2 separate regions of the Mus musculus genome follow, and region 2 is linked to region 1. The links are chromatin loops, found by intact Hi-C in ENCODE. Cell type or tissue: heart. All regions are shown on one strand. Each heading gives the region's core, and the rest is flanking DNA. Links, peaks and the distances in the headings are about the cores only. Region 1 has its middle 13 kb from the start of n-TRacg6. Region 2 holds the start of Ajuba (ajuba LIM protein).

What was found. A loop is a pair of places that touch in the nucleus more often than their neighbours do. Peaks named below come from ENCODE experiments on the same cell type or tissue, not always from the same donor. Only the 100,000 strongest peaks of a DNase experiment are listed, where the experiment ranks them.
Region 2: it touches region 1 in a loop (4-fold over the local background); 7 of 42 quality-filtered maps call a loop at or near these places.

The regions. Positions count from the first base shown.
Region 1 is chr14:54,523,537-54,538,145 of GRCm38, reverse strand. No RefSeq gene overlaps it. Among named protein-coding and RNA genes, the nearest start is that of n-TRacg6, 13 kb to the right of the region's middle. In heart, for the core only: a CTCF peak has its summit at 9,509 (motif pointing left); a DNase peak (open chromatin) is centred at 9,515; H3K4me3 peaks cover 1,224 bases; H3K27ac peaks cover 1,195 bases.
Region 2 is chr14:54,570,152-54,586,979 of GRCm38, reverse strand. It overlaps Ajuba (ajuba LIM protein), which reads left to right and starts at 9,319. Exons shown (of 8, transcript NM_010590.5): 1 at 9,319-10,748; 2 at 13,487-13,588; 3 at 15,147-15,214; 4 at 15,317-15,379; 5 at 16,473-16,603; 6 at 16,684-16,735. The coding sequence starts at 9,716. It overlaps 4931414P19Rik (RIKEN cDNA 4931414P19 gene), which reads left to right. Exons shown (of 7, transcript NM_028890.2): 4 at 983-1,044; 5 at 1,225-1,328; 6 at 1,889-2,001; 7 at 2,274-3,317. The coding sequence ends at 2,699. It also overlaps the pseudogene Rnu6-ps1. In heart, for the core only: a CTCF peak has its summit at 8,617; DNase peaks (open chromatin) are centred at 7,149, 9,389, 10,129, 11,139 and 2 weaker places; H3K4me3 peaks cover 5,266 bases; H3K27ac peaks cover 5,409 bases.

The DNA of each region.
Region 1 (14,609 bases), core at 4,958-12,957:
CTCCCAAGGATCAGCGAGACCACGATTCGGATGTAATCAGCAAGAGGCTTTATTGGGAACACGGGTACCCGGGCGACTCAGTCTATCGGAGGACTGGCGCGCCGAGTGTGGGGTTTTTACCCTTTTTATAGGGCTGGGGAGCAAAAAGCGCGGGTACAGAAGCGAGAAGCGAGCTGAGTGGTTAGTTCAAATCAAGGCTTGGGGTATTTCCTGGTCATTTGGGGAACCTGAAACTGAGGTGGGACTTTTTCAGAAACTGTTGCTGGTTCCGCCTTATCTGGGTACCATCTGTTCTTGGCCCTGAGCCGGGGCCCAGGTGGGTACCATCGGTTCTTGGCCTTGAGCCGGGGCCCAGGTGGGCACCATCGGTTCTTGGCCCTTGTCCTAGTATTACTCAGCCTTGATTTTTAACTGTTAATCTTTAACTGAACTTCCTTGTAACTTTTGAGAACTCAGCTCTGGTACTTTTTCATGCCTTGCAAAATGGCGTTACTGCAGCTAGCTTGCTAAGCCTTATGGTGGGGTCTTTCATTCCCCCCTCTTTCTGGAAACTGAATAAAATCTTTTATTCACGTGACTCCACTTCTTCTGGATCTATTGATTTGAGTTGGTGATACTGTTGGGTCAGAACCAGGGCCTGCACCACCGAAATTCTGTCTTTTACAAACTGGACCAAGCGGTTGAGAATACAGGGTCCGAGGAGTAGGATTAATAAAAGTATTATCAAGGGGCCCATAATGGTGGATATCAAGGTCGTGAACCATGGGGACCTGTTAAACAGTCCCTCAAACCACCCTTGTCCTGATTCGAACAATTTTTGTCTCTGGTTTAACCTTTCTCTTAGCTTTGCCATGCTATCTCTCACTACGCCAGTGTGGTCCGCGTAGAAACAGCATTCTTCTTTTAGGGCAGCACATAATCCTCCTTCTTTTAGGAACAGCAGATCTAATCCTCTCCGGTTCTGTAGGACCACCTCAGACAACGAGGTCAGAGACTTTTCTAGGGCACTGACTGATTTTTCTAAGGCCCCAAGGTCTGTATGTATGGCTGCCTGGAGCTGCTCGAATTGTTTGGTGGCCACTAGGGCTGTAGTCCCTGTTCCTACTCCTGCAGCTATGCCGCCCATAGTAAGTCCTCCCAACAGCAGGGCCAGAGTTAATGACACCGGCTCTCTTTTATATTTGGTTTTTCTCTCAAACTGGCCATAAACATAACCAGGGGAGTGGTAGGTCACCTTTGGCCAGAGCTCAACCAGGACACAGTAATCGGTGGTGAGGTTGAGTACAGTAGTAGATAGGCAGGGAGTGAGCCCGGTGTTGCAAGCCCAGATGGTCCCGGCGGGAGCAGCCAGATAGTAGGACCCGTCGCTCGTCTTCTGGGTGGTATTACACAGGGCCTGATGGGTTTTGGGAACTGCTCCTACGCAGAGTCCCTGTCCGGTCACTTCGGACAGGGTCAGCTTGTGTTGGGAGGCCACGGAGCAGTTAGCTGGGGCAGAGGTATGGTTGGAGTAGGTACCTAGGACGGCAACCCCTTCGTAGTAGGGGGGTCCCGATACCAGACACAACCAGCACTCTTGGGTTTTGTCAGGACTGGTGAGGTTGAGTGCTTGGTAGGCTCCGTCTACCAGATTTAGCAGCCTGTCTCCCGTCCCAGGCTGTTGAGAAGGCGGGGGAGCCCCAGGTACCATAGAGACCGTGCCTGAAGGAGGAGGATGAGGAGGCCTGGGGAGCATGATCTGCACGGGTTGGGATGGGGGTAGCTGGTCAGTGATCACGGGATTAGGCCCAATGGGGACGCGGGGTCCTACATTGAGGACCTGGCGGGTCAAAGAGAACCGGGTCACCGGGTCGGCCCCTGTGGATCGGTAGAGTCTTAGTCCCCAAACTTTGGGGGCATCCCAGCTGGCCTTTTTACCCGCGTCAGTGAATTCTAAGACTAGGGGGTTGCATCGACCCCCCGGTGTGGCACCCTGGACGCCACTGGAGACCGAGGAATCATAACAGGGGCCCTGATCCTTAGGAGTGTTTCCTCGCTTAAGGGAAATTAGGTCCCATGATGATGATGGCTTCCAGTATGCCTGTCCAGTGGTCTCACATCCCCATTTGCCACAGTAGCCCTCTCCCGGCCCTCCACACCCTATTGGTACAGTATGACCGGGGCAAACATAGAAGTCATACAGTCTTGTCCTTTTTCTTCCCCCGGGAGAGCGGCAACCATCTCCATCTGGGTCATCCCAATCCCAGTAGTCTCCTACTAAATCACACAGGTCAAAATATAGTTTAGGGAAGGTGTCTGTCATCGTCCCCAGGAGGGAGGTGGCGTTAGCTGTTTGTCCTGTCATTAGGTTGGTAACTCTCCAAGTAACATTGAAGACCTGGTGAGGGCTGTCACGTTGTACCGAGGCTCCTGCCCTCACTAAGATCCCCATAACTATCAGGGGGCCCCACGGGTTAATCTTATCTTTAAGGGATTTTGAGAACGCTGGACCTTCCATGCTGTTCCGGCCGGAGGAGTTGTCGCCGCCTTTACGTGAGCGGCGTGTATCCACGCAGAGATGCCGTCTACTTTGAGAGCGGTGGGGGTGGTCAGCAGGACGGTGTAGGGTCCTTTCCAGCGGGGTTCTAAGTTCTTAGTCTGGTGTCGGCGTACCCACACGGCGTCACCGACGCGGAAGGGGTGTGGTATCACTGGCTGATCCAGCTGGTCCTGATAAGCAGCGGCCAGTGGCTTCCAGACCTCTCGTTGTACTGCTTGGAGGGCCTGTAAGTGAGCTTGGAGAGAGGGACTATTAGTTAACTTTGACATTTCAGGATCATGAAAATTGACAAGGGGCGGGGGTGCCCCATACAGAATTTCATACGGAGTAAGTCCATGGGGGCCCGGAGTATTCCGGGCTCGGTAGAGGGCCAGGGGGAGTAGGAGTACCCAGTCTCTAGTGCCAGCTGCAAGCGTTAATTTGGTTAAAGTCTCCTTGATTGTCCTGTTCATTCTTTCTACCTGACCTGAACTCTGGGGTCTGTAAGCACAATGCAGTTTCCAATCAATCCCCAGCAACTTGGCCACCGACTGACTTACCTGGGAGATGAAGGCAGGCCCATTATCTGTCCCCAATACCTGGGGCATCCCGAATCTTGGAAAAATTTCTTCAAGCAGCTTCTTGGTCACAACCCTGGCAGTTTCACGCTTGGTTGGAAATGCTTCTACCCAGCCAGAGAATGTGTCCACAAACACCAGGAGATACTTATGTCCATACAGCCCTGGCTTAACTTCGGTAAAATCGATTTCCCAATGGGTGCCGGGTCGGTGTCCCCGCGCTCGCACCCTTGCTCCGATTTTGGCTTTACTAGCATTTACTTGAGCACAAGCTGTACAGGATTCTGTTACGTGCTGGAGAGTTCTATCCCGATTTAACATGTAGTAGGGGCTCTCTTCCCGGTCAAGGAGTGCCTTCATCTTCTGATAGCTGAGGTGGGTGAGCCGGTGTAGGGAGTCTAAGAGCTCAAAGGTGAATTGGTCAGGCATTACAGGTTTTCCCTGCAGGACCCAATACCTTTTGTCCTCATCGTATACGGCTCCCAGTCTCAGAAGGTCTTTTCTGTCAGTCTCTGTGTAGTGGAAGTAACTGGGAGTATACGGGGACGAATCCTCTATTAAGAGCGTGGAAGTTTCTGTGATCCCTCTCATGGCTGCCTCCCTGGCTGCTTGATCCGCCATTCGGTTGCCCCTGGCTTCAGCACTGTTCCCTTTTTGGTGTCCCGGGCAATGGATAATACTGAGCCTCTTTGGCAAAAAGAGGGCTTTCAGCAAGGCTAGGATCTCGCTTTTGTTCTTGATTTCCTTGCCTTCTGAGGTCAGCAACCCCCGTCTCCTATATATTTCCCCATGAACATGGGCCGTAGCGAAGGCATAGCGGCTATCAGTGTAAACATTTAGCTTCTTACCTTCTGCCATTTTCAGGGCTTGGGTGAGTGCGATCAGTTCGGCTCGCTGGGCTGACGTTCCAGCTGGCAGGGCCCTCGCCCAGATTACCTCGGTTTCAGTCGTCACTGCTGCCCCAGCCTTTCGCTGTCCTTCTTGCAAAAAGCTGCTCCCATCGGTATACCAGGTGTGGTCGGCGTCTGGGATGGGCTGGTCGGTGAGATCCGGTCTGGTTCCATGCGTTTCAGCCAAGATCTCGAGGCAATCATGGGGGGCTCCTTTTTCCGGTAGAGGGAGCAAGGTGGCAGGATTGAGGGCCACCACTGGTCCGAACTGAACTCGGTCAGTGTCTAGGAGCATTGCCTGGTAGTGGGTCATGCGGGCGTTGGATAGCCAGCGGTCAGGGGGTTGCTTGACCAGTGCCTCTACTGCATGGGGGGCCAGGATGACTAGCGGCTGTCCCATAGTTAGCTTGCCTGCATCTTTTGTCAGAACGGCAATGGCTGCTACCATCCGTAGGCAAGGGGGCCACCCAGCTGCCACTGGGTCTAGCTTTTTGGACAGGTAGGCCACAGGCCGACGCCAAGGTCCCAGTTTTTGCGTTAGGACGCCTTTGGCGTAGCCCTGCTTCTCGTCGACAAAGAGTTCAAAGGGCTTAGTCAAATCTGGCAATCCCAGGGCGGGGGCAGTTAGAAGGGCCTGTTTGATTTCTTGATAGGCCTTTTGCTGGTCTGGGCCCCAATTAAACAGAGTCCCCGTTTTGGTAAGAGGATACAAGGGGGCTGCCATTTCCGCAAACCCAGGGATCCAGAGGCGACAGAAGCCTGCCGTCCCTAGGAACTCCCTTAGTTGTCGAGGGGTCTTCGGAGTAGGCTGCCCCATCACAGTCTCTTTTCTGGCCTCAGTCAGCCATCTCTGACCCTCTTTCAGAAGATACCCCAGATACTTGACCTGTTTCTGGCAAAGTTGGGCTTTCTTGGCCGAGGCCCGATACCCGAGGTTTCCTAGGGTTTGTAACAGGGCCCGAGTACCTTGTTGGCAGTTGAGCTCAGAAGTGGCGGCCAGTAGTATGTCATCCACGTACTGTAGCAGGATCAAGTCTGGGTGCTGGATCCGGAAGTCTGCTAGGTCTCTGTGTAGTGCCTCATCAAACAGGGTGGGACTGTTTTTGAAACCCTGTGGGAGTCTGGTCCAGGTCAATTGTCCTGAGATTCCCATCTCTGGATCTCTCCACTCAAAGGCGAAGAGAGGCTGACTGGTGGGGTGGAGTCTCAGGCAGAAAAAGGCATCCTTTAAATCAAGCACAGTGTACCACTGGTGGGACGGTGGGAGCCCGCTCAAGAGGTTGTAAGGGTTGGGCACGGTGGGGTGGATGTCTTCCACCCGCTTGTTGACTTCTCTCAGATCCTGGACAGGCCTGTAATCATTAGTCCCTGGTTTCTTAACGGGTAGCAGGGGCGTGTTCCAGGGGGACTGGCAGGGTATCAGTATTCCCTGGTCCAACAGCCTCTGTATGTGGGGCTTGATCCCCAGTCTGGCTTCCTGTGACATGGGGTATTGTTTTATGGACACGGGGGTAGAGGTTGCCTTTAGAGGTATAATCAGAGGCGCTTGGCGAACTGCCAGTCCCATGCCCCCGGTTTCTGCCCAGGCCTGGGGAAAATCAGAAAGCCATGTTGACCCTAGAGAAACATCCGGCTCTTTTGAGGTCTCATGTAGCCGATACTCATCTTCTATGTTTAGGGTCAGCACGTGCAGGGGCTGCCCCATTGGTCCCACAACCTGAGCTCCTGATCCCTCGAAGTGGATCTGGGCTTTTAGTTTAGTCAGCAAGTCTCTTCCTAGCAGAGGATAGGGGCAGTCTGGTACATGGAGGAAAGAGTGGGTGACCTTACCGGTAGCTAGATGTACTTTGCGATCCGTGGTCCAGCGGTACCGCTTTCCTCCAGTAGCCCCTTGGACCCAGGCAGACTTGTCACTTAGGGGTCCAGGATTTTGGGTCAGCACGGAGTGTTGGGCCCCAGTATCTACCAGGAAGGTGACGGGTTGCCCCCCGACTTTGAGGGTTATCCTGGGTTCAGGGGGGGGCTCCTGACCCTGACCTCCCTAGTCACCTAAGGTCAGGAGGGAGGTCTGGGGCCTCGGTCCTCGGGGCCCTCGTGGCTTCTTTGGGCAGTCCTTAGCCCAGTGTCCCTTTTCTTTGCAGTAGGCGCATTGGTCCTTATCAAGTTGGGGCCTCCTCCGCTCTCCCCCCTGTCTATCCTGCCTCTGACCAATAACTACAGTGGCCAAGAGCTTGCTCATCTCTCTATGTCTTCTGCGGTCCCTTTCTTTCTCTCTCTGCTCATCCTCTGCCCTACGGCGTTCTTCTTTTTCCTCTGTTTCTCTCCTGATACGTTCCTCTCTCTCTTCCGGGGTTTCTCGCTTATTAAAGATCCTTTCAGCTTCCCTCACTAAGTCTCCTAAGGTCTTGCTCTTTAAATCTTCTAACCGCTCTAACTTTCGCCCGATATCCGGGGCAGACTGCCAGATGAATGACATAGACACATTGGTTTCTTGCCCTGGGTCCTCAGGGTCATAAGGAGTGTACCTGCGATAGGCCTCCTTGAGTCTCTCTAAAAAGGCTGAGGGAGACTCATTAGGTCCCTGGGTTATCCCTTTTACCTTGGCCAAATTGGTGGGGCTCCTGCCCGCGTTTTGGAGACCCGCTAAGAGCAACTGGCGATAGAGGACTAGGTGGTTCCTACCTTCTGTAGTGGTGTAATCCCAATCGGGGCGTTCAAGGGGAAAGGCAGCATTGACTTCATTAGGCAACTGAGTGGGGCGTCCATCATTGCCCCGGACTGCCTTTCTAGCCTCTAGGAGCACCCGCTGCTTTTCTTCTCCGGTCAGCAGGGTCCCCAACAACTGCTGACAGTCGTCCCAGGTGGGCTGGTGGGTGATGAGGACGGACTCAATCAAGGCCGTCAATTTACCTGGGTCTTCAGAAAAGGAAGGGTTATTATTTTTCCAATTATATAAGTCTGAGGAGGAAAACGGCCAATACTGAAGCTGGCCATCTCCCCCCATGCGGAGTGGGAATGCCTGGGAGGAGGTGGAGTCCGCTGCGGGAGGGTCTCTCCTTCCCCGCAGTCGAGACACCATGGGAGAAGGGGGGGAAACCTCGGAGGTGGTGGCCGCCTCTTCTTCATCGTTCCCTCTGGCAGAGGAGGAAGGTTGTGCTCCGTACGGCGGGGGTCGGTGGTCCCTGGGCAGGGGTCTCCTAATCTCGGTGGAACCTCCAAATGAAAGACCCCCGAGGTGGGTAGTCAATCAATCTGAGGAGACCCTCCCAAGGATCAGCGAGACCACGATTCGGATGTAATCAGCAAGAGGCTTTATTGGGAACACGGGTACCCGGGCGACTCAGTCTATCGGAGGACTGGCGCGCCGAGTGTGGGGTTTTTACCCTTTTTATAGGGCTGGGGAGCAAAAAGCGCGGGTACAGAAGCGAGAAGCGAGCTGAGTGGTTAGTTCAAATCAAGGCTTGGGGTATTTCCTGGTCATTTGGGGAACCTGAAACTGAGGTGGGACTTTTTCAGAAACTGTTGCTGGTTCCGCCTTATCTGGGTACCATCTGTTCTTGGCCCTGAGCCGGGGCCCAGGTGGGTACCATCGGTTCTTGGCCTTGAGCCGGGGCCCAGGTGGGCACCATCGGTTCTTGGCCCTTGTCCTAGTATTATTCAGCCTTGATTTTTAACTGTTAATCTTTAACTGAACTTCCTTGTAACTTTTGAGAACTCAGCTCTGGTACTTTTTCATGCCTTGCAAAATGGCGTTACTGCAGCTAGCTTGCTAAGCCTTATGGTGGGGTCTTTCAATACTTTCTCTTGGTAATTAGTAGATCTGGAAATCACAGGATAGTTCGTCCTGCTATTTCTGACAGCATACAGCTTCCTTATTTAATTAGATGTTATCCTGAATCAAACTAGATTTTGGTATTTGAAGTAATAGGATGATAATTTTAAAAAGAAACGGGTGTGCTAGAGAGGTGCTTCAGTGGGTGCGAGCTCTTGCTGCTCATGCAGGTTGCCAGCAGTGGCACTGGGAAACTTAGAACCCCCTGTGACTCCAGATGCGGGGGATCTGGAGTCCTCTCTGTTTGCTTTCATGGGCACACAGATACGCATGTACTCACACACACTCACACACACAAATAAATAAAAATAAAATAGAAGCTGGGGTGGAGTGGAACACACTTATAATCCCAGCACTAGGGAGGCACAGGCAGGAGGATCTTGACTTGACGCCAACCAGAATCGTTTATGGTCAGTCTGAACTATGTAGTGAGATTACCTCAAAAACTATATCATCCTTGGAAGGCAAACACTAACAGATACACGACAGATGTGCAGGTTGCTTCCTGTTCACCCTATTAAGGAATGTTTTGTTGAATCTTTTCATGTGTATCTTGCCCAATTTATTGTCTTGCTTTATTTATTCTTTTTAAAAGATTTTTAAAGATTTACTTATTTTATCTTATATGTATGAGCATTTTATTTGTATATATGCCTAGTAACACAGGTGTGCCTGATAGGGGTCAGAAGAGGGTATCCATGCGATGAAACTGCCTGACATGGTACTAAGCATCGAACTCCGATCCTCTAGGAGAGGTGTCCATGCTTTAACCAGTAGTCTTCTCTCCAGCCCCAAATGCAGCTTTTTTATTTGGCTGCCAGCTATTCTCTCCTGAGCCCCTCTGCCCTTTCCTTTTTTTGTTTGTTTGTTTTTAGAGATTCCTTTTGCTTTTTGCTGGTATTACAAATTAATGTGCTCATCTATTTTATGGAAAAAAATAATTACTGGGTATATGAATATTGTTGATTTTTAGTGTGTGTGTGTGTGTGTGTGTGTGTGAAAGAGAGAGAGACAGAGAAAGACAGACAGAGAGAGGGTGGGGGGCTTTCAAGAGGGTCTCACTATGTAGCTCTAGCTGGCATAGAACTTGCTATATATAGAGATTCACAGAGATCTGCCTGCCGCCCAAGTCCTGGGATTAAGAGCGTGTGCCACCATGCCAGACATGAACTCAGTTTTGCAAGAAAACCAAACCAAACCAAAAACAAAAAAACACCTTTCAAGGAAAAAAGAGGGAAAGGGACAAAAGGAGTGCCTACCCCCGGAAGCAAGCACTGCTATGTCTCCCTTGGTCCTTTCGTGCTTTCCCTTACTGGAGACAGAAGTTGGCCTGTGGTGCCGCGGTGGAATAGGTGGGAAGAGGCTCGGCAGGCACGCGGACCGGACGGCTGAGGTTTGTTTGGTGTGGTGGCTCCTGGCTACCCTCTGCTCACACCTTTCAGAAACCATGTACTATTTCACCTCTACTCTTCAGTGGTTCTAGCTCCTCCCTTTACTTGCCCTCTGCCTGTCTGATAAGTCTAAGTGATTGTGATAAGAGAAGAAAATCACTTCCAGAAAGTGGAGTAGAATCACACTGGCAAGAAAACTCTGGGCCTCTTGGACAAACTCCGTGTTCTCAAGGAAGGTTGAATTTGAAGCTCAGCCCTGCACTAGTCCCAGATTCCAAAGGTAGAAAAACATCGCCCCCTAGAGGCCAGCCTGGTCATCGTCGACGGAGAGCGGAATCTCTAGGGTCCTGTCATCTGAGCTCTCCCCTCACTAACATTGTTTGACCTATTCTGAGGGACCTCAGCAGGAACAAAAACAAGGTTTCCTTATACATTGTGGGAGAGATGCAGAAATGCACGAAATGCAATTTATTTGGGTATTTAGCGATGAAAGTGGGGTTCGGGCACCAAGAGAACAGCTGGATTTTCAGTTTGAGTGCAAGGAGAGGCATTTTTAGTAGGTTAGGACAACATGGGTTTCATTCTAGCTAGAATGTATCTGGTTACCTTAAGCAACTATCAAAGAATCAGGAGCATTTCGGGCCGGGTATGGCTGCACAGTACCACACGCCACCCTAAAGGCTTTGCTGTTTAAAGTCTGCTTGGAAACCACTGAGAGTACCTCTGAAGTTTTAGTATGGTAGCTAGGACAGAAACAGCTGTGAATGCCAGGTCTTGGTGGCTCATGCTGTAAGCCTCGCGTTTGGGAGGTTGAGACAGGAGGATCATGAGTTTGAGGCTAAGACAGGATATATATAGAGGCACTCACATAAAAAGAAGAAAGAAAGGAAGAGAAGGAGAGGAAAACCTGGAAGCAAGAGGTGAGGAAGAAGGGTAGGGGTGAGGAAAGGAAGGAGGGAAAGAAAGAGGGAGACAGAGAGCAGAAGAGAACGCCTTCTAGCATCAGCACCAAATGGCAACATTCAGCTGGGGGAGGGGCAGTAGAACTGGTCAGGGAAGATCTGTTCCCCATGTACTGTGTCAGAAGGACTGGAAAAGAACAATGACCTGCAGGGTTTGAGGGAAGTCCCGGAAAAGGCCTTACAACTCCTCCTTCTAGTACTTCAGAACCCCGGGGAACAAAGGCTACAGAGACCGGGCTCCTTGGAGCCCGCTAGAGCCAGAGGGACCTGAGAATTTCATTATAGCACAGTATTCCCCCATCAGTGCTGCCGTTATAGCCTTGGCCAGAGAAGCCTCTTTCTGCTGCAGCGGTCGGTCAGCGCAGACTCCTGAGGATCAAAGTGCTGAGACTGCCTGGAGCCCAGCTTATCGCTCCCGGATCCCCCAGAGGGTCAGGGTACAGGGAAGAAGAGGGTCAGAGGAGCCCTGTGAAGCGCTGTCCTCTGGAAAGGACACGGCTGTTAACACTAAGGAACGCACGGCAGTGGTGGCTCCTCTTTAGGACCCGTACAAGGTGGAGGCAGCAGACGTTCCAGCACGAAGTGGGGGTGGGGGGTGGTGGGGGGTGGGGCTTCATGGAGAAGAGCTGAGGGGCTGCTGGCAACCTATGGCTGCTCAGAGAAGGGAGTCACTTTTCTTTGGGGATGTAGGCTGGTACATTACCCATACTGCAATGGATGGTCCCACAACTATGTGCATGCAGGAGGCACTAATTGGACTCAATGGGTTTATTTATTTATTTATTTATTTATTTATTTATTTATTTATTTATTTATTGTTGTTGGTTTGTTTTTGTTTTTCAAGACAGAGTTTCTCTGCATAGCTCTGTCTGCCCTGGAACTTGCTCTGTAGACCAGGCTGGCCTCGAGACTCAGAGAGATGTGATTGCCTTTGTCTCCTGGGTGCTGGGACTAAAGGCGTGCACCACAAGCGCTTGGCTGGATGGGTTATTTTAACATAAGACAGGAAGGTAGGAGGGAGATGCTTCAGGGTCCAGGGAGATTGGGAGGGGAGGGTGAGAGTTGGATATGATCAAGACATACCGTATAAACATATCAAAATGTCACAGAATACATTTAAAATATCAAAAAAAAAGTAAAGGAGGGGAGAAAAGGAAGCAGGCTGCACTTGTGCATTGCTAAATCTGTACACTTTTTAATTATAGGTTAACCAAATCAACAGATTCAACATATTGTCTCACGGGCTCTGGTATTCAGTCAGCCCTAAATTTGAAAGGAATAAGAAGCTAGGGTCACTGGAAAAGGAGCTGTGGCTATACTGGGGGCAGGATCAAGCCTTGGTTGCAACCCCTTTCTATAGAACAAGGTTTTAAGGGGCTGGGAACACGGCCCAGCAGTTAAGGAAGGGCACTGCTTCCTTTTGCAGAAGATCCAGGTTCAATTCCCAGCGCCCACATGGCAGCTCCCAACTGTCTCCAACTTCAGTTCCCCAGGATCTGATGCCCTTTCTTGGCTTTTGAGGGTACCAGGCACACACATGGTATACATATATACATACATACATACATACATACATACATACATACATACATACATACATACTTACATACATACTTACATACATACTTACATACATACAGGCAAAGAAAGCACTTACACATATAAAACAAAGTAGATAAACCTAGCAAACAAAAAGCCTAGGGCTTTGAAAGTTTTCTAGGTCGCAGATACACTTTATTTTTGTTTAAGATAGTGTCTTTGGGGCTGGAGAGGTGGCTCAGTAGTTAAGAGCACTGACTGCTCTTCCAGAGGTCATGAGTTCAATTCCCAGCATCCACATGGTGGCTCACAACCATCTGTAATGGAATCAGATCCCTTCTTCTGGTGTGTCTGAAGACCGATATGGTGTAATCATATAAAATAAGTAAATAATTCCGAGAGAGAGAGAGAGAGAGAGAGAGAGAGAGAGAGAGAGAGAGAGAGTCTTTCATGGTGTAGTCCAAGTTGGTCATGAACTTGTAGTGATCCCCTTGCTTCTGCCTACTAAATTCCGGGATTACAGGCATGAACCCCTATGCCTATCTTGTACATTTTAGTGCTAGACATTTCCCATGTTAAAAGTGAGCCTGGGAGCTCGAGAGATGGCTCAGCAGTTAAGGGCACTGACTGCTCTTCCAGAGGTACCAGAGGTACTGAGTTCAATTCCCAGCAACTACATGGTGGCTTACAACCATCTGTAATGGGATCCAATGCCCTCTTCTGGTGTGCCTGAAGACAGACAGTGTACTCATATACATTAAATAAATACATCTTAAAACAACAACAACAGCTGGGCGTGGTGGGACACGCCTTTAATCCCAGCACCCGGGAGGCAGAGGCAGGTGGATTTCTGAGTTCAAGGCCAGTCTGGTCTACAAAGTGAGTTCCAGGACAGCCAGGGCTATGCAGAGAAACCCTGTCTCGAAAAACCAATCACCATCACCAACAACAACCAGAAAACAGGAAACTGATCCCACCACACTTCTAGCACTCCGTAGAGTGAGGAACCCTGGATTACACCGTTGTGATCCCAAATCAAACAAGTAAGACTCACACCTATAATCCCAGCATTTGGCAGGCAGAGGCAGGAGGACTCTCTCTCGGGAGGTTGGTTAAAGGCCAACCTGAATTACAGTCAGTTTTAGACCAGCCAAGGGTACCCAGCAAGATCCTGGCTTAACAACAAAATAACTAAAACTTATTAATTCATTTCTCTTTTACATACATTTATATTTATTTTATGTGTATGAGTATTTTGTCTGCCCATACATGTGTGTACCAGGTGCTGGAGGAGGTCAGGTGAGGGCATCAGACACACCTCAGCCACCCTCAGAAGTTGAGGGACAGGGAGTGAGCTGCCATGTGGGCGCAGACCCTGGGTCCTCTGTAAAAGCAGCAACTGCTCTTGACCACCGAGCCACCATCTCCCCAGCCCCTACTGATTTCTTCCTTCCTTCCTTCCTTCCTTCCTTAATTTCTTCCTTTTCTTTCTTTCTTTCTTTCTTTCTTTCTTTCTTTCTTTCTTTCTTTCTTTCTTTCTTTCTTTCTTTCTTTCTTTCTTTCTTTCTTTCTTCCTCTCTCTCTCTCTCTCTCTCTCTCTCTCTCTCTCTCTCTCTCTCTCTCTTTCTTTCTTTCTTTCTTTTTCGAGACAGGGTTTCTCTGTGTAGCCCTGGCTGTCCTGGAACTCACTTTGTAGACCAGGCTGACCTCAAACTCAGAAATCTGCCTGCCTCTGCCTCCCAAGTGCTGGGATTAAAGGTGTGCACTAATACTGCCCCTCTCCTGGATCACCTTTTGACAAATGCTATTGTAAATATAAGGAAGGACCTTGGAATCTGAAAACTCGACCTTTTCCCATCTGGCTTTTCCACAGTTAGGCATCATTTTACTCAAGATACCCTTACCTCTGTGTTCTTGTCTGTAAAATGGACATTAATGACCTCATACGGTTATATCTAGGGGACTGATACTTTGTAAAAAGCCTGACACATGGCAATGCTTAATAAATATCTGGCTGGTGTGTGTGTGTGTGTATAAGAGAGAGAGAGAAAGAGAGGGAGAGGGAGAGGGAGAGAGAGAGAGATTGTGTAATTCCTATGAGGTAGGACTAAGGGCTGAGGTTAGCTAGCTGCAGAAGCCTACAGAGAAATGGGGTGAGTGAGAGAGGGAGAGGGAGAGGGAGAGAGAGAGAGATTGTGTAATTCCTATGAGGTAGGACTAAGGGCTGAGGTTAGCCAGCTGCAGAAGCCTACAGAGAAATGGGGTGAGTGAGGCAGACCGACCAGGACCCAAGCCTGTGTTTGTACATATTTGTTTAAAGAAATGTTGTCAATGTACTATAAACATGCTCATTAATGAGAAATCGGAAAACATTGTTTTATCCACACAGTTGAGGTCATTCTGCACGTTCCGTTTGTAATCTGTGTCACTTAATGGCGCTATGATGAGCTCTTCCCTACATTAGTCAATTTTCTTTGGCAACATTGACTTTAATAGCTGCATAAGACCTCACTGCATGCATGATTTACTTAACCATGGCACTCTCCATTATCTAAGCTTGCTTCGTGGTTTTAAAAAAGCCTTTAATGAGAGCCTGGAAAGATGGCTTCTGTGGGCCCATGACATCCAGCGCCCTCTTCTGGTACGTAGAGAAACGTGCAGACAAAACATCCATAAAGGAGTTTTTAAAAAGTAGGCCTTTTTTTTTTTTTTTTTTTTTTTTTAATGCCATCACTAAGTATTTTCCTTGGTTGATCTTTTATCCTAGTGTGTGAAGACCACTGAGGCCAGCTTTCTAGAAGTAATTTATAAGGGATACGTGTGGTGTTTGGATAAGGACGGCCCCTATAGTCTCATAGATTTGAACAGTCACCTGAGAGGACAGTTTCTGGGAGGAAGA
Region 2 (16,828 bases), core at 5,424-13,423, 48 kb before region 1:
AGGATAGCTACAGTGTACTTACATATAATAAATAAATGTTTAAAAAAAAAAAAAGAATGCTTACTGCTTTTGCAAAGGACATGGGTTAGATTCCTAACACCCACATAACTCACAGCCATCTATAATACCAGTTCCAGATCTGTTGCCTCTTCTGACCTCTGTGGGTTCCTGCACACATATCTTGGGTGTACATGCATATACTCAGGCATATGTGTGCGCAAGCACACGTGCGCGCATGCACACACACACACACACACACAATTAAGTAAATACTTTTTTTTTTAAAAGAAGAGACGTGTATGAGTAAACTTGACAGCTTGGTGCCATGAAAGAGAGCGCTCCAGCCTCCAGGGCTCTTTCCAGTTTCCATTTCTGTTGTTGTAAATTTGTGGGTTTCAAGTCTTCTAGGTGTACTTCTCAGACTTGTAATAACTTTTTTCATTTTCTTCCCAGGCTGTCCGGAAACTTGCTCTGTAGACCAGGCTGGCCACTTGCCTCTCTGTGGCACTCAGAGGCCTCCTGAGTGCTGGGGTTAAAGGCCTGTGCCACCACACCAAAGTAGTGGGTCATCAATTAATAGATAGTATCGGAATACACCTATACCAAAGAAATATAGAAAGCTGGGCGTGGTGGCACCTCCCTGTAATCCCAGCACGCATGCGGGTACTAAAGGCATGAAGAGCGGGTGTGTGTGTGTGTGTGTGTGTGTGTGTGTGTGTGTGTTCAGGACCAGCCTGGCCACATGAGAAGTTTGCAGCCATCCTGGGCTACAAGAAATTTTGGCTTAAAAAAGAAAAGCAAAACTGTAAATGCTAACAGATAGCTCTTTAGTTAAGAAAGGACATAGTAAAAGATGGTGCCTAGGAAGCAGAAGTGACTCAGCCAGAGAACCCACACTCATGGAGACAATGCTTCTTCACCTTGGGACCAGAGGAATGTTTGCTTGTCTGTTCCTGACCTGACTCTTTCTCCCCTCCCCTAGAAACTGGTCCACAATGTGCATAACCACATCACCAATGACAAGAGATTCAATGGGTCAGAAAGGTACGGTTTCTTGGGGGGAAGAAGTTTACGGGGTGCTTTGCTGAGAGGGAAGTGGGACAGGGGAGATGCTTGTATGGTACCAAGGACTTTACTACAAAGCTAACTCATTCTAAGTGTGTCTCTTTCCTCTGGTGCTTCAAAAGTCGTCAGCCTTACTCTTTTTTCCCTCCTCCGTGACAGCATTAAGTCGTCTTGGAATATTTCAGTAGTGAAGTTCCTTCTGGAAAAGCTCAAGCAGGAGCTGATGGTGAGCCCCCACAATTACACAGACAAGGAGCTGAAGGGTAAGGACGCTGACCCCCTCTGCTTTGGCTTCTGCTTGCCCCTTCTACTCCCTGTCCTTGGTCGGGAGGGAGGAAGCATGGGGATGATTTAGGTGGCATTAAAATAATGCACTATGAGGGCCAGAGAGGTAGCTTAGTGGTTAAGAGCATTGACTGCTCTTCCAAAGGTCCTGAGTTCAAATCCCAGCAACCACATGGTGGCTCACAACCATCTATACTGGGATCTGATGCCCTCTTATGTAATTCAGGTGTACATGCAGATAGAGCATATAGTATATATATATTTTAAATAGCTCATGACAACTCTGTATGTTACCTCATACCTGTGATTCCAAGGCTAGCGCCTCAGGCAAGAGGCTCTCTTCAAACCATAAGCCTTCTTTCCAAACCAGAAGCCAGCCCTTTTGACCCTGAATACTATGTCCTAGGGCCAAAAAAAATGACTCATGGGAAAGCCCAGGCTGCTGAGCGGTGGTTCTAACTGTCCATTCAGCAAGCACTGTACGGGCTGGGGACCCTTGTTCAAGAAGATTCTGTTTCTTGCTGTCTCCCTTCCCTAGGAGCCTGTGTGGCCTACTTCCTTACCAAGAGGCGAGAGTACCGCAATTCTCTCAACCCTTTCAAAGGCCTAAAGGAGAAAGAGGAGAAGAAACTTCGAAGTCGCCGATACCGGGTAGGCCTTCCTTTCAAGATCTGAAACCCTAGTTCCCAATGAGCTGTAATGTGAGGGACAGGCCAAAGGGTACAGTAGCTGAGAACAGGGTTGGCAGACTGGAGGTTAGACAGGCAGGTGGAGGGTGAGCCCACTCCAACCAGGACCTGACTTGAACACTGGTCTCCTTCAGGCACAGAATTGTTTACGTTTCCTTTATCCCGACATAAACCGTTTCTACAAACCAATGGTCTAATTCTCCCAATCCCTGCCCTGGGTCCTACCTTACTTAGCTTTTCGCCAATCGATCCAGTATCATGAGGCACTTCGGACCCGAGGACCAGCACCTGTGGAAGGACGTGACAGAAGAGCTGATGTCCGACGAGGAGGACAGTCTTAATGAGCCAGGTGTGTGGGTGGCCCGCTCGCCCCGATTCAGGGCCCAGCGCCTCACAGAGCTCTGCTACCACCTGGATGCTAACTCTAAGCACGGCACCAAAGCCAACCGCGTCTACGGGCCTCCCTCAGACAGACTGCCTTCTGTGGAGGCCCAACTCCTTCCTCCCGAGCTGTACAACCCCAATTTCCAAGAAGACGAAGGAGGGGGCAATGAGAAAGGACCTGTCTCCCCATCTTATGACCAGCCCCACAAGACATCCTGTCCTGACTTGAACTCGTTTATTGAAATCAAGGTGGAAAAGGATGAATACACTCTATAACAAGGCTAACTGGCTCCTCCCACTCTCCACATCCTGGAAAGGATGGCTCGGATTGGTAAAAGAAAATCTGCTTTTCTTAACATAGTTTCCACTTGAAGTGGAATAGCAGAACTTATGTAGAAGGCAGGGGAGGTCTTTCTCCCTGTGAATGGCAGCCCAGAAAATGTTTATCCCTAAGTATAAACAGTGCCTCAGAGGAGCCTGGGATGCAAAGGAGGATGGGCCAAAGAAACATGAGGCCTTGATCCATGTCGTGAGGCCTTGATCCATGTCGTGAGGCCTTGATCCATGTCCCCTCTCTGATTTGGTTTGCCCCCCACTCTCCCACCCCACCCCACCCCACTGTACCCCACAGCTCAGGAGAAACATTGCTGGTCTTGTGCTGCCCCGGAGGCTGAAGAGAGCAGTCCAGGGTCATACTGCCCCCTGGTGGGAAGTTTCAGTCATGGGCTTTCTAGTCTGAGCAGGGAATTATGGGCTTACCGCTATTTGGAATTAGGATGTAGATATGATAGTTATTGTTTGGATTTTTTAAATGATAGTTATTGTTTGTTGGATTATATGAGAAAAGTTTATTATTTCCATATTACACGTGAGGAAATTAAAGCTTAAACATTTTTCCTGTTGTTGGGCTTAGTGGCACACGCTTAGGATTCCAGCATTTCAGAGCTGAAACTGGAAGGCTGCTGTGGCTCCAAGGACAACCGGAGCTATCTAGTGAGTTCCTGGGTCGCCTGGGCTATACAGTGAAATCCTGCCTCAAAAAACAAAAGCAAAACCAGTCAGGCATGGTGGCACATGCCTTTAATCCCAGCACTCAGGAGATAGAAGCAGGTGGGTTTCTATGAATTCCACACCAACCCAGTCTACAAAGTGAGACCTTGTCTCAAAACAAACAATGGAAACAAACAGCACAAACAAAACCACTCCTGTGCCTCACTGACAGCTTCTCTTCCATTCTTATGATCAAGAAACACAGCTTTGTAGGCATCTCTTAGTCCTGCCAGCCAATCTGTAGTCAGAGGAAGGTGTATGTATATGCACACACAAACATTCCAAATGGATTATGAAGTAAAACAGCTCTAAACTCAGTTTGTCATTCAACAAACATTAAGACTGAGTGTGGTGGGCTTGTAATTCTGGCAATAGGGAGGCTGAGGCAGGAGGATCAGAAGTTTGAGGACACCCTGTCTCAGGGAAACCAAACCAAACCAAAACTAAACAAACAAACAAAAACCCAAACAGTAATGGGCCCTGAGGGTAAAGGCAATAGTATCAGGAGAGTAAGGTCTTCCTCGGTCACTCAACAAATTTGAGGCCAGCATGGGCTACATGAGACCCTGTCTGCAAACAGCAATCAACTGATTCCTCCGGTGCCGTGCACTGTGTTAGGGGCTGTGCGCACAAAGTTGGTAAGCTGAGACCATCAGGTTTCATTGAACAGTCAGGAAGCATGGTGACAGCGTAGGCAAATGACCTGCGATAAGGGCGATCACTGGGGTCACTAACATGCTTGTGTAGCTGGGTGTGGCCTATCAGAGACAGTGAGGTTTAAAGTAATACCTGGAAGAGGGGGAGGCATTAACCAGGAGAGGGGCAAAGGCCAGGAGGACGAGCCAAACAGACCAGGCACAGAAGTCCAGAGGCAAGAGTGAGTGCAGGCAAGGGTTGCTTCTTCTGTAGATGGTTAGAGGAGGACATGACGCCAAGGAAAGAGCCAGGAGACCATAAGTCACATAGCGACATACAGTCGTTGGCTGAGGGGCAGCAAGAAATTACAGAGAGGAATTAATTTGGTTTGGAAATGTGGGGGAGGGGTGTTTCCTGTAGCCCAGGCTCACTCTTGAAATCATCATGTAACCAAGGATAACCTCCAGTCCCCAATCCTTGTGCTTCTTCCTCTCATGTCACCCTGCTGGTTTTTCGTGGTGCTGGAAGTTAAACCCAGGGCCTCCAGTGTAATGGGCAAATATTTTACCAAATGAGCTACACCACAGCCCTCACTGAAACGCTTGAGATGACGAGACGATCATTTTTGTGTATGGTATGACTCTCTTGACCTCAGGATAGAAGAGGGCTGGGAAGCAAGCCTGACTGTGTCCTGCCATTGGGGTAGTGAGGGTGGGGGATGGGGAAGGGCGGGCAAGCAACCGAGGTGTCTAGGAAGCAGAATTGATACAACGAGGCTTGCAGGATTTGGGTAGGCTTGAAGATGAGAAGGAAAATGGTCTGGAGAGATGACTCAACAGTTAGCTCTGGCTGCTCTTCCAGACAACCCAGGTTCATTTCCCAGCCCCCACATGGCAGCTCGTAACCACCTGTAACTCCAAGTCCAAAGGCCCCTCCGCTGGTCTCCTTGGGCACCAGACATGCTTATGGGGTACAGACGTACACACAGGCAAAACACCCATTAAGTAAAATCACAGTGAGAGACAGAGAGGGGAGGAGAGAGAGAGAGCGCTATGGTTCTTTCTCAGCAAAGAGTGGTTGTAGGCATGCGTGGGGAGAGGGGCTCAAGTTAACACAAATATTGGGTGTTTCCGAGGCTATCAAGAGACGTGTTAGCATTAGCATGGGGTGGTTATCATTGGCTTATTTCTTGTGGCACTAGAGACTGACTTTTGAACCAAATACAGAGTCAGCAGTAACCCCCACTGAGCTATACCCTCAGCCCTCTCTTTACTTTTATTTTGAGACAAGACAAGGTGTTATTATCTTGAACTTAAGAGCAAATCTTGAATTTATGATCTTCCTGCCTCCAGCTTCCTCATAGTAGGACTACAAGTACCCATTGTCACACCTGGCCAGTCATTTGAGGTGTTTTTGTTTTGCTTTTCTGGTGTTTCAATACAGGATGTCCTGGAACTTGCTCTGTAGACCAGGCTGGCGTCAAGCTTAGATCCACCTGCCACTGTCTCCTGAGTGCTGGGATTAAAGGTGCTGCCACCACCAGGTTGTCATTTGAGGGTTCTTTTATTTTTATTTATTTATTTATTTTTAAATATGTAAGGCTTCACGAATTTGTATGTCATCCTTGCGCAGAGGCCATGCTAATCTTCTCTGTATCGTTCCAATTTTAGTATATGTGCTGCGGAAGCGAGCACTTTTATTTTTTATTTTTATTTATATGAATACACTGTAGCTGCCTTCCAACACACACCAGAAGAGTGCATCAGATCCCATTACAGATGGTTGTGAGCCACCATGTGGATGCTGGGAATTGAACTCAGGACCTCTGGAAGAGCAGTCAGTGCTCTTAACCACTGAGCCATCTCTCCAGCCTCCGGGGGAGGATTGTTTATTTATTTTTTTAAATAATTATTTATGTATATGGGTACACTGTAGCTGTCTTCATACACTAGAAGAGGGCATCAGGATCCCATTACAGATGGTTGTGAGCCACCATCTGGATGCTGGAAATTGAGCTGAAGACCTATGGAAGAGCAGTCAGTGCTCTTAACCACTGAGCCATCTCTCTGGCCCCTGTCATTTGAGTTTTTAACTGCAAAAAAGTCTGGGTTAAGAAGTCAGATATGGGGCTGGTGAGATGGCTTAGTGGGTAAGAGCACCCGACTGCTCTTCCAAAGGTCCTAAGTTCAAATCCCAGCAACCATATGGTGGCTCACAACCACCCGTACTGAGATCTGATGCCCTCTTCTGGTGCATCTGAAGACAGCTACAGAGTACTTACATATAATAAATAAATAAATAAACAAATAAATAAACAAATAAATCTCAAATGACAGCATGCTGGGGGTTTAAAAAAAAAAAAAGAAGAAGAAGTCAGATATGTCAGCTGGTCAGTGGTGGCTGGCACACACCTTTAATCCCAGCACTCAGGAGGCAGAGGTAGGCAGATTTCTGGATTCCAGGCCAGCCTGGTCTACAGAGCAAGTTCCAGGACAGCTAGGGCTACACAGAGAAACCATGTCTCAAAAGACCAAAAACCCCAAAACCAAAACAAACAAAAACAAACCAAAACAAAAAAGAAGCCAGCTGTGTATATAGAGTATTATTACAGTTTTTGGTGATGAAGAAGGCTTGCTAAAGTCAGGCCTGGTAGCATGTGCCCGAAGCTCTAGCATTCAGGAGGCAGAGGCAGGAGGATTTGATTTTGAGGACAGCTCTCACAACAGTCAAATTCTGTATCAAAACAAAGGGCATGGTGACTTAGTGGCTCTGCTGGCAAGCATGACAACCCAAAGACCTTCATGGTAGCAAGAGAAATGTAAGTGGTCCTCTGGCTTCCACATGAGCATCAAGGGGTGTGCTTGCATAAGTGCACGTGCACGTGCTCACACACTCATACACACACACACACAGATACACACAAACAAATATAAATATGATCAAAAATAAATAAAAGAGGGCTGCTTCTGGAGCTCCAGCCCCAGGCTGGACTTCCCCTGAGGGCATGAGCCTACTGGGTGGGGCGTGCTCCATCAGGGCGCCTCTTTGTCCTCTAACAGGAAGTTTCTGCTTCCTATTACCCCAGCTGTTCGTCCCAGCTATGCCCACTGTAGCCAAGCCAGACTTTGGGTAGGCCTTTTTAGGAGCTTCAAAACTTTTCTTACGTTTTCCTCTTCTCTTTCATCTAGGGTGGTGGTACACAGCTTTAATCAGCACTTGCGAGACAGAGACAGGAGAATCTCTGAATTCAGGGCCAGCCTGCTCTACATACCATTCTAGGATAACACAGAGAGACCCCATCTCAAAAAACTAAATAACAGGGTCACTTTCCTCTTCACCCCCAAAGTCAAAACTTCTAAATATTAGAGGTGTGCTGAGACCTCAGACATCCCTGGAAGACCCTCAATCATCCTTGCATCAGGGGGTAGGGGTGGGGGTTGGGCAGGACCCTCATGCTAGTTGTGAAAAAGCTGCCCACAATGGGTTGCAACCTGACAGGTTACTTCGTTACTGATGTTTTTAGCCTCAGAGGAAAATTTAGAGATCAGAGAAAAGCTGTAGTCTTGACCAGGGACAGACTGGCTATCTAGAGAAATCAATTCTGAGTTAAAATACAACTTAGACAAAGAGGTCAGTTTCCTTGTCCTTTTGGTGTGGTTTGGGGACGCCCCGTAGCCCTGACTGACACTGAACTCACAGATCATCTTGCCTGTGCCTCCCTGAGTGCCTGGGTTAATTGCAGTGTCAGAATCCCTGGCCTTTTTGTTTTGAGAGAAAGGTTTATGTAGCACAGGCTGTCCTAGAACTCACTACATAACCCAGACCGACCTCAAACCATCTGTTCTCCTGGCTTCAGACTTCTCAGTGCTGTGAATAGGTACGCAATGCCTGCCTTCTCCTCCCCACTCCCTAGGGATATAAAATTATAAAAGATTCTCAAAATATACAAATGAAAATAATATGCATGAGTTGTGTGCGTGTCATTTTCATAGACCCTAAATACAAAAAGGAAGCCAGATGTGGTGGCCCAGACCTTTAATTCCAGCACGTGAGAGGCAGAGGCAGGCAGGTCTCTGAGTTATAGGCCAGTCTGGTCTACAGAGTGAGTTCCAGGACAGCCAGGACTACCCAGAGGAACCCCACCCCCACCCCCACCCCCACCCCGTTTGGGGGTGGGTGGAAAGAAAGTAATTTCCCACCATTTCCTATCTCTCACCATCTGAGGTGTTATTTTTGGATAGAAAACAAAAGCTGCCTGGTTCTGGTTTTAGTCAAGCGTGTCTTTCCTTGATCATTGGTCATTATTACGTCTTACCCCTTTCCACCCTCAACATTTATCTAGTCCACTCCCCTTAAGAATGGCTGTCCACTCTGCCATCAGCCTCTTATGAGGAAGCCATGAGAGGGTCGGAGTTGGGAGAGTGTAACCTTGCCTGAAAAAATCACACTTTTTGATCTCTAGCCACCTAAAATGCTCGCTAAAAGTTTCACTTCTCAACACCAGGGGGTGTCTCTTCCCGTGTCTCGCTCTATTGCCCTTAGGGTTGCCTTAGTCCAAAACCTTTCTCCGTGTTTTTATGTACACACTAAATCTTCCTCTTGTCCCTCTAGCGACAGGGATCAGCCTGTTATTTTCCTCGCTTCTTTTCATATAAGCACATAAACCTCGTATCCTCCCACTCCACCATCAGAGAATCATGGGGCTAGAAAGTGCTTTTTTTATTGCAGCTTATCTGTTTGTCTCTCAAGTCTCCGGACCAACTTGTCCTTTCCCTGCTTTATGCATTCGTTGGTCTTGCAGCTCCCACACTTCTTGCCTGCGCCTCCTTGCCTCTCAGAGCTATCTTTACACACGGGTCTCTGGACCTCCTACATATCCACCTTTCATCTTCCTCTTACGGTTGGCCCCCTGTCTTATCACTTCTGTGACATCTCTCACCGTCTCCCCCGCAGTCCTCACTCTAGGAACAGTATCACGATATTTCTGTAGAACAAGCCCTTTTCTTCCCAACGTTGATGGATACATTCCACAGTGCCCCTCCGCGCATTCCAACTGTAAACAAAGAGTTCCTTTTCACTCCCCCTCCCCCAGTCTAAACTCTTGAATTTTGTGGACGCAGCTGCCCAATCTGCCCCTTGACCTTTTACGTCCTGTCTGCAGCTCTCCACCTCGGAGGCAGCTTCCACAGTTCCCTGCTTGTGATGCCCAGGAAATCCTTGCGCGGACACCTCAACCCGGGGTGCACACCGCGCTCCGCCCTTCCCGGAAAGTAGATCCGGCCAGGCAGACAAAAGTTTGGAGAAGTTGGGTCCGTGCAAGTGAGAGCCAGGGGGGCGGGCCGGGCCGGCGGGCGGTGGCGCGAGCGGACGCGTGGACAGACCTGCGGAGGACAGCCGCTACCGTGGGCCCTGCCAGCCGCGCGCGGACCCTCTCGCTGGGGCATGCTTCGGGATCGCGGGCACCCGGCACCTGGGCCGCTCGCTGAGCCCCCGTGAGTGACTTGCATCCCAGGAATCCGAGCCCCGGGGAACTCGAGCCCGGCCTCTGGCCGAAACACTGCAGCGTGCCGGGCGAGGAGGGGGCTGCAGGCCCCAGATCCGTGGGCATGGAACGGTTAGGGGAGAAAGCCAGTCGTCTGCTAGAAAAGTTGAGACTCTCGGACTCCGGCAGCGCCAAGTTCGGCCGCAGAAAGGGCGAAGCGAGCCGGTCTGGGTCTGATGGGACCCCCGGAGCAGGCAAGGGACGCTTAAGCGGGTTGGGGGGACCTAGGAAGTCAGGACACCGTGGAGCGAATGGGGGGCCTGGAGATGAACCTTTGGAACCGGCCAGGGAGCAAGGGCCCCTGGACGCCGAGCGGAACGCACGCGGCTCCTTTGAAGCGCAGCGCTTCGAAGGGTCCTTTCCCGGGGGGCCGCCGCCCACTCGAGCCCTGCCTCTGCCTCTGTCGTCGCCTCCTGATTTTCGGCTGGAGACCACGGCTCCAGCCCTTAGCCCTCGCTCCAGCTTCGCCAGTAGCTCGGCCAGCGATGCGAGCAAGCCATCTAGCCCCCGGGGCAGCCTGCTGCTGGACGGAGCCGGGGCCAGCGGAGCCGGAGGTAGCCGGCCGTGCAGCAATCGGACCAGCGGCATCAGCATGGGCTACGACCAGCGCCACGGGAGCCCGCTGCCCGCGGGGCCGTGCCTATTCGGCCTCCCGCTGACCACTGCTCCTGCGGGCTACCCTGGAGGGGCTCCGTCCGCCTACCCGGAGCTCCACGCTGCCCTGGACCGACTATGTGCCCATCGGTCCGTGGGATTCGGCTGCCAGGAGAGCCGTCACTCGTACCCCCCGGCCCTGGGCAGCCCCGGAGCTCTAACCGGAGCCGTGGTGGGAACAGCGGGTCCTTTGGAGAGACGTGGGGCGCAACCCGGACGACACTCGGTTACAGGCTACGGGGACTGCGCCGCGGGGGCCCGTTACCAGGACGAGCTAACAGCATTGCTGCGTTTGACCGTGGCTACCGGTGGGCGAGAAGCGGGTGCTCGCGGGGAACCCTCGGGGATTGAGCCGTCGGGTCTGGAGGAGTCTCCTGGTCCCTTCGTTCCAGAGGCCTCCCGATCACGGATACGGGAGCCAGAGGCCAGAGAAGATTACTTTGGTAAGTAGGAAAGAAGAAGCTAGGGAACCGAGAGACCGGTCAATGTGTGCGGTTACCCATCGCCCCGACAGCACAAATTGCTGGGGCCGGGAGTTGCAGGTGGAGACCCCAGATTTTTCTAATATGGAAAAGGGCGGACCCTAGAGCACTTGCTCAGTCCAGCCAGGTTTCTAATGGAACCAGGCTGATGATCCCTGACAAATTCAACTCTTGATTTTTCTCGGGAGTCCCATTTTTCTCAAGCATCGTGGCACGACGGCCTGTCGCAGTAGGAGGCCTCGGAAGGAGGAGGAGGCGCTGCGGGGCCAGGAGAGCATCCTCTCGCGCCCCCCTCGCGGCTGGGCTCCTGCAAGCTCCGGCGTGCCGCGCCCCCACCCGCTCCTTGCTCCACCCGTAGGAATTCGGGGAATGCGCGGGGGGCGGGGCGGGCGGCCGCGTGCGTGCCGACTCCTGCCCTGGCGCTCCAGGTGCCGTGGGCGACGCCCGCCAGGCGGAGGGGTGGGGAGCGTGTGCTTGCGTTGGGGGATGTTTGCTAGCTCCCGCGCAGTCTTGCCTGCTGTCGGGGAAATGGAGCCTGATAGGGAAGCCTGATAGGAAAGCAAGGATTCAAGTCCTGCCCGGTCCCGCCCCAGTCCTGATGGTGAGGTGTGTGCTGGTGGCCTTTTAAAATAGGCCAGTACCTATCCGCCTGTTTTCACCAGTTTCCGGAAATCAGGGCAAAACCAGTGACCCCGCTTGAGACCATTACACCTATTCCGTATGACTACCAAGTTTTACCTGTCTGAGTCCCTCCATAACTTGACCAGCATCCAGAAGGAAGTAGCCCTGCCTCCCTGCTCCTGTTGAGGAAACCTGGCCATGGTCTCTCTCCAATACTCGAAATTTTAAAGAAGTGTCGATCGCTTGTTAGAGCTGGGCGGTGGGGTGTTATCAAAACTCACAGACATTACTTAATTATAAAAAGTAGTCAGGATTTAAATGTGTACTCCCACTCGCCCCTGGACTCTGGGGGGTCTCCAGTTTTCCAAGTAACCTCGATTTTTTTCCCCTAGCATTCAAGTTCCTTTGCCCCTCCCCCCACGGCTAGTCGTCCCCCCTCCCCCCCAGAGAAGGATAACTGGAAGTTCAAAGGTAGCAGCAGAACCTTAGTAGGCTAGAATTCAATACACACACACCTTTTTTTTCACCTTCTAGGGAAGGGGGGACGCAGGGCAGACGATATAAATCACTTTGATCAAGGGAGACAGTAGCAGGGCCCATTTAGGAATTTCCTTTTGAGGCCCAAGAGTGAGCTGGGAAAAGAAGCCTCACTGGCTAAGCCATCAGAGCCCAAAGTAAGAAAGGCTCAGAAAGTGCTGTAAAGTGGCAGGAAGAAGCTAGGTGTGGATGCTCTGTGAGTGGAGGTGAGGCAGACGTGCCTGAGCATCGTCCTCTTTCCACAGTATCTGTGGCTTCCCACAGAAAGGCTCTGCCAGGACCCCCTGGCATGGCAGTCTTGGGCAAATTTCCCTGATCCTGAGAGAGAACACACACCTTTTGAACTCAGAAATGAGGCCAGGTTGCCTCCTTTGATAGCCCCTTACAAGCAGCTCTGTGTCCTAGTGCTAGCCTGATGCTAACCCTTTTCCTGCTGCCTCTGGTTAGGGGCCCTCTTCCTTGGCTTCGGCTCTGCCCAGCTGCCAGAGGGTGGGAGCAGAACAGGCCTGGGCCCATCAGTTGCTGCAGCTGCTGCACCAGCTCCCAGAGCCCCTGGGCAAAGACTGGGATGGGCCCCAACAGGCAGAGAGTGTGGCACTGTGCCGAGGGGGAGAGGTGGGGCAGGCCCGTTGGGATCTGCTCCCCAAAGACAGGTCTTAGCCCTCAGTCATGGGCCTGGAATTGGGGAGTGGAGGGAAGGAAGAACACGCCCAGGAAAGGCTGGTTCCAGAACCAGGTGTATGTATGCAGCTTAGTGGAGAGTGCCAGGGAAGAGCAGCTAAGCCCTGTTTTCACGGGGCAGGAAGGAGGTAGGGTCTGCTACCGACCCCTCCCCTCAAGTCCTATACAGTCCTCGTCCCTGAAGACCCAACTATGTTCTTAGCAGTAAGTACAGGAGTGTTCACGTGGCCCATCTACATAAAAAACCCATTGCTAGGCCAGATCAAGTTTTATGAATGGTAAAACTGAACTCCCAGAAAGACTTAAGGGGGCCTGGGTTGCTTCCTTTAGGAAGTTTTTCACGCCCCCCAGGTGCTGCAGAGCCCCTGTGTGAAACAAAGCGTCTTTAACTTAGCCGTTTTTTAAATAAATTAGGTAGTATGCTAAGCACCAAAGACGTGTTTGAAGAGTATCCGGTAATTGATAAGAATGGATCTGCCTAGTCAAGAGCGTGCCGCATCCTACTTCTCTCTTTAGGTTTTGAGACAGGGTCTTAGCTTGATCTCAGGCTTCACCTGCTGGGTAGCCAAGGTGAGCTCCCTTTGTCCTGCCTCTATATCCTGAGCGCCGGCCACTCTCACACCCATATTATTTGGTGCCAGGGATGGAATCCAGGGCTTCCTCCATGGTAGGCAAGCATTCTACAGGTTGAGCTTACAGCTCCAAACCCCCTCCCCCTGCACCCCGTTTCTAGTTACCCTATCTTCTCCAAAGGAGACTGTGCCCCTTGGCACATCAGGCAAGAAAGCTTGGGGATGATTGCTTGGGTTTGGGCTGGGGAGATAAGAGTGTGACTGTCCCCCCGACTCTTCTTATCTCAGGCACCTGTATCAAGTGCAACAAAGGTATCTATGGGCAGAGCAATGCCTGCCAGGCCCTGGACAGCCTCTACCACACCCAGTGCTTTGTCTGCTGCTCCTGTGGTGAGTGTACCTGCAGCTTAAGCCCCCCACCCCCACCGGCCAAACCCTGATGCAAAGGAGCACCTGCCAGGACCCATGGCTGTCCCATTCCCTTGTCTGAGCACTAGCTACCTGCCTTGTCCTCCCCCGGGGCTGTCTCTCAGCCTCCCTGCTCCGTCCTCTGAACCTCTCTTTCTCCTGTGCCTCCCTGCCGGCCCAGCTTTGGGCTCCAGCCCCACCTCTTCTTTGGTGAGGTTTGGTCTTGGGCAGCAGAGTTGCCTGGGGCGACGGTGAAAGACTGGAATGTGGGAAGGGCGGGGTGTGGGCTGGGGGAATGGGGAGCTTTGGGGGGTGCGGGAGGGGGTTTTTCTCTTGGCTGGTCAGAGTTCAGCCACCTCACTAGAGTGGAGGCCATCGGGCCATGCCAAGCTGATGACATCACACCGGAGGAATGTCTGCTGCTGCTGTTAGCTCAGGAGGCCCTCGGTGGGGGTGCTCCCCCCCCCACACCCTCCCTCACCTCTCATTATCCCTTCCACACTGCTTACCCGGTCTGATTCCTGCTAACCCTCTAATCTCCTATCTCTGCCTGTCTGACTCTACCACTCAGCTTTTCCCTTCCTCCCCCCACTTCTGCCTGCATCTCTCTGGGCTGATCTGGCTGCCCTTTCCTTTAGGCCTCTTCCTGGTGTGCCCCCTCTTTTCCTCTCCCATGTCAGAAAGTGAGCCTTTCTCGACGACCCCCCCCAGCAGAACTGGAACTGGGGAGCCTTCTCCTTCTGCACTCTGTTCTTCTTGCTGTCTTTGACCGCTCAGATCTGATGGAGTAGCTTCAGATCCGTTGGAGTAGCTTCAGATCCGATGGAGTAGCTTCATGGGTGTCAGGCTAAAATGGTCTGCCATGTAGAGTTGGGGAAAAAAAATCCCAGGAGCCTCTGACCCCAAAGACTTGTGTTCCTTGAAGCCCTCAAACAAAGCAGTAGCTTCCAAAGATGCCCTGACCACCACAGAGGCTAGACAGACGCGTGAGAATAGGATGGCTACAGTGAAATGAAGAATCCTGGGCTAAAACATCCCAGAGGCTAAGGCCTGGAACCAGTGTTCCATGCAAATCAAATAATACCTAGTCTAGTCAGAGCTTCTTAGCAGGTACACCAGCCTGGCCTGACCTTGGCTCTCTCTTAGGTGGCTCCCCATGCCTTGAGCCCTGAGGAGGTGTGGGTGGCAGACAGCTATTGAAGACACAGGAGCTAGAGGAGGAAGGAGCAGAAACGTTGTTCCGCTGGAATGAAGCCAAAGCCAATTGGAATTGTATCGTACTGGATTTTTTTTTTTCCTTTGAGGCAGGCTTTACTGTGTGTAGGCCATGCTGACCTTAAACTCTTGGTCTTTCTGTCTCTGTCACATGGATATGGGGTTTTTGTTTAGGAAGGGAAAATAGACCACACTTAGGAGGAAAGCTTTAAATAAAGTCCAGGTCCAAATGTCCTGTCAGGATTGGGGAGCAGGGGCCAGAAGAGGAAGAGCCCTGTGTGGGGGCTCCAGCGTTAACCTCCAGCGCCTCCTCTGCTGCTTCTAGGACGAACTTTGCGGTGCAAGGCTTTCTACAGCGTCAATGGCTCTGTCTACTGTGAGGAAGACTATCTGGTGAGTGAAGGGCCGAGGCTTGGCTTTCACAGTGGGACCCCGGCGGCCGGCGGGTTCCATCACAGTTTTCAGCGTGGTAACTCTGTCCTGTCTCCTCTCTAGTTTTCAGGGTTTCAGGAGGCAGCTGAGAAGTGCTGTGTCTGCGGCCACTTGATTCTAGAGAAGGTAAGGAACGCCCCTTCAGCTGGGTTTTGGGGGCCACCGGCCTGAAGGGCAAGAACTAGTGGCATTGCAAATAGAGAGCCTTTTGCTAGATGGTCATTTTCTTACCCGTCCTCCCCAAAGCTGCCTCACGGTGATCCCCTGTGAGAGCCAGTCCGTAGTCTCAGCCTCCAAGGGCGTCTGTGATCTGTCCCTTCCCTGATTCTGGACACAGCTGCCCTCCAGCCTGAGCTACGTGAATCGGCTCCCTTTTCTGCTACTGGTCGGAAACAGCTGGAACTCAGCTTTCTTTTCTGTATAAGAAGAAGGAATTGGGTTAAGGTTTACAGGATCCATGATCCTTGACTGTTGCTGTCTAGTAGCTACCTGGGAAGAACTGACAAAAGGAATTCATTCTGGCACCCACCTCAAATTGTAATAAAAAAGAGGGGTGGTCTGTTAGTTGAGCGAATGCCACAAGACAGCCTGGGCTCCATCCTCAACCCTGCGCAAACCAGCCGTAGTGCGGCAGAGGGTGTCGGGGTCAAAGCCATCCTCAGCTATGCGGTGATGAGGTTTGGGTTTTCTCTCTATTTTTTCTTCTTGGTTTTGGGTTTTCAGGTAGTCCTGGCTGTCCTGGAACTCACAGAGATCAGCCTGCCTCTGCCTCCCAAGTGCTAGCACTAAAGGTCTGTCCTGCTGCTGCCAGGCTCCATAGAGGTTTTTTTTGTTTGTTTGTTTTGTTTTTGTTTTTGTGGGTTTTTTTTTTTTTTTTTTTTTCCCGAGACAGGGTTTCTCTGTATAGCCCTGGCTGTCTTGGAACTCACTCTGTAGACCAGGCTGGCCTTGAACTCAGAAATCCGCCTGCCTCTGCCTTCTGAGTGCTGGGATTAAAGGCGTGCGCCACCACGCCCGGCTTCCATAGAGTTTTTAAGGCCAGTCTTAAGATACTTTTGACCCTGTCTCCAAGAAAGACTCCTTGGTCCCCTCAAATTAGGTAGCATTCTTCTAGGAGGACTGGGGGTGGGGTGGGGTTGGTGGTGGAAAGGAACGTGATGGGTAGCTGGAGAGAGGCTGTGGGGACACTGATCCTTCTCCCGCCCGCCCTGTGAGCTAGATCCTCCAGGCCATGGGGAAGTCCTATCACCCGGGCTGCTTCCGATGCATCGTATGTAACAAGTGCCTGGACGGCGTCCCCTTCACTGTGGACTTCTCCAACCAGGTGTACTGTGTTACCGACTACCACAAGTGAGTCTGACCCCTGGGAGGAAATGTGGGCCTGGGCCCAGGGAGTCCTCAGCCTCACTTATCACTGTCTTCTTTTTTAGAAATTACGCCCCGAAATGTGCAGCCTGCGGACAACCCATCCTCCCCTCAGAGGTCAGTGTATCCAGAGTTCCTCGGGGCGGCCAGCGCTGCCGCCTCTGGGGAGGAGATGGGGACATGCAGCCTGGCCCTTGGGAAGTGGCACTT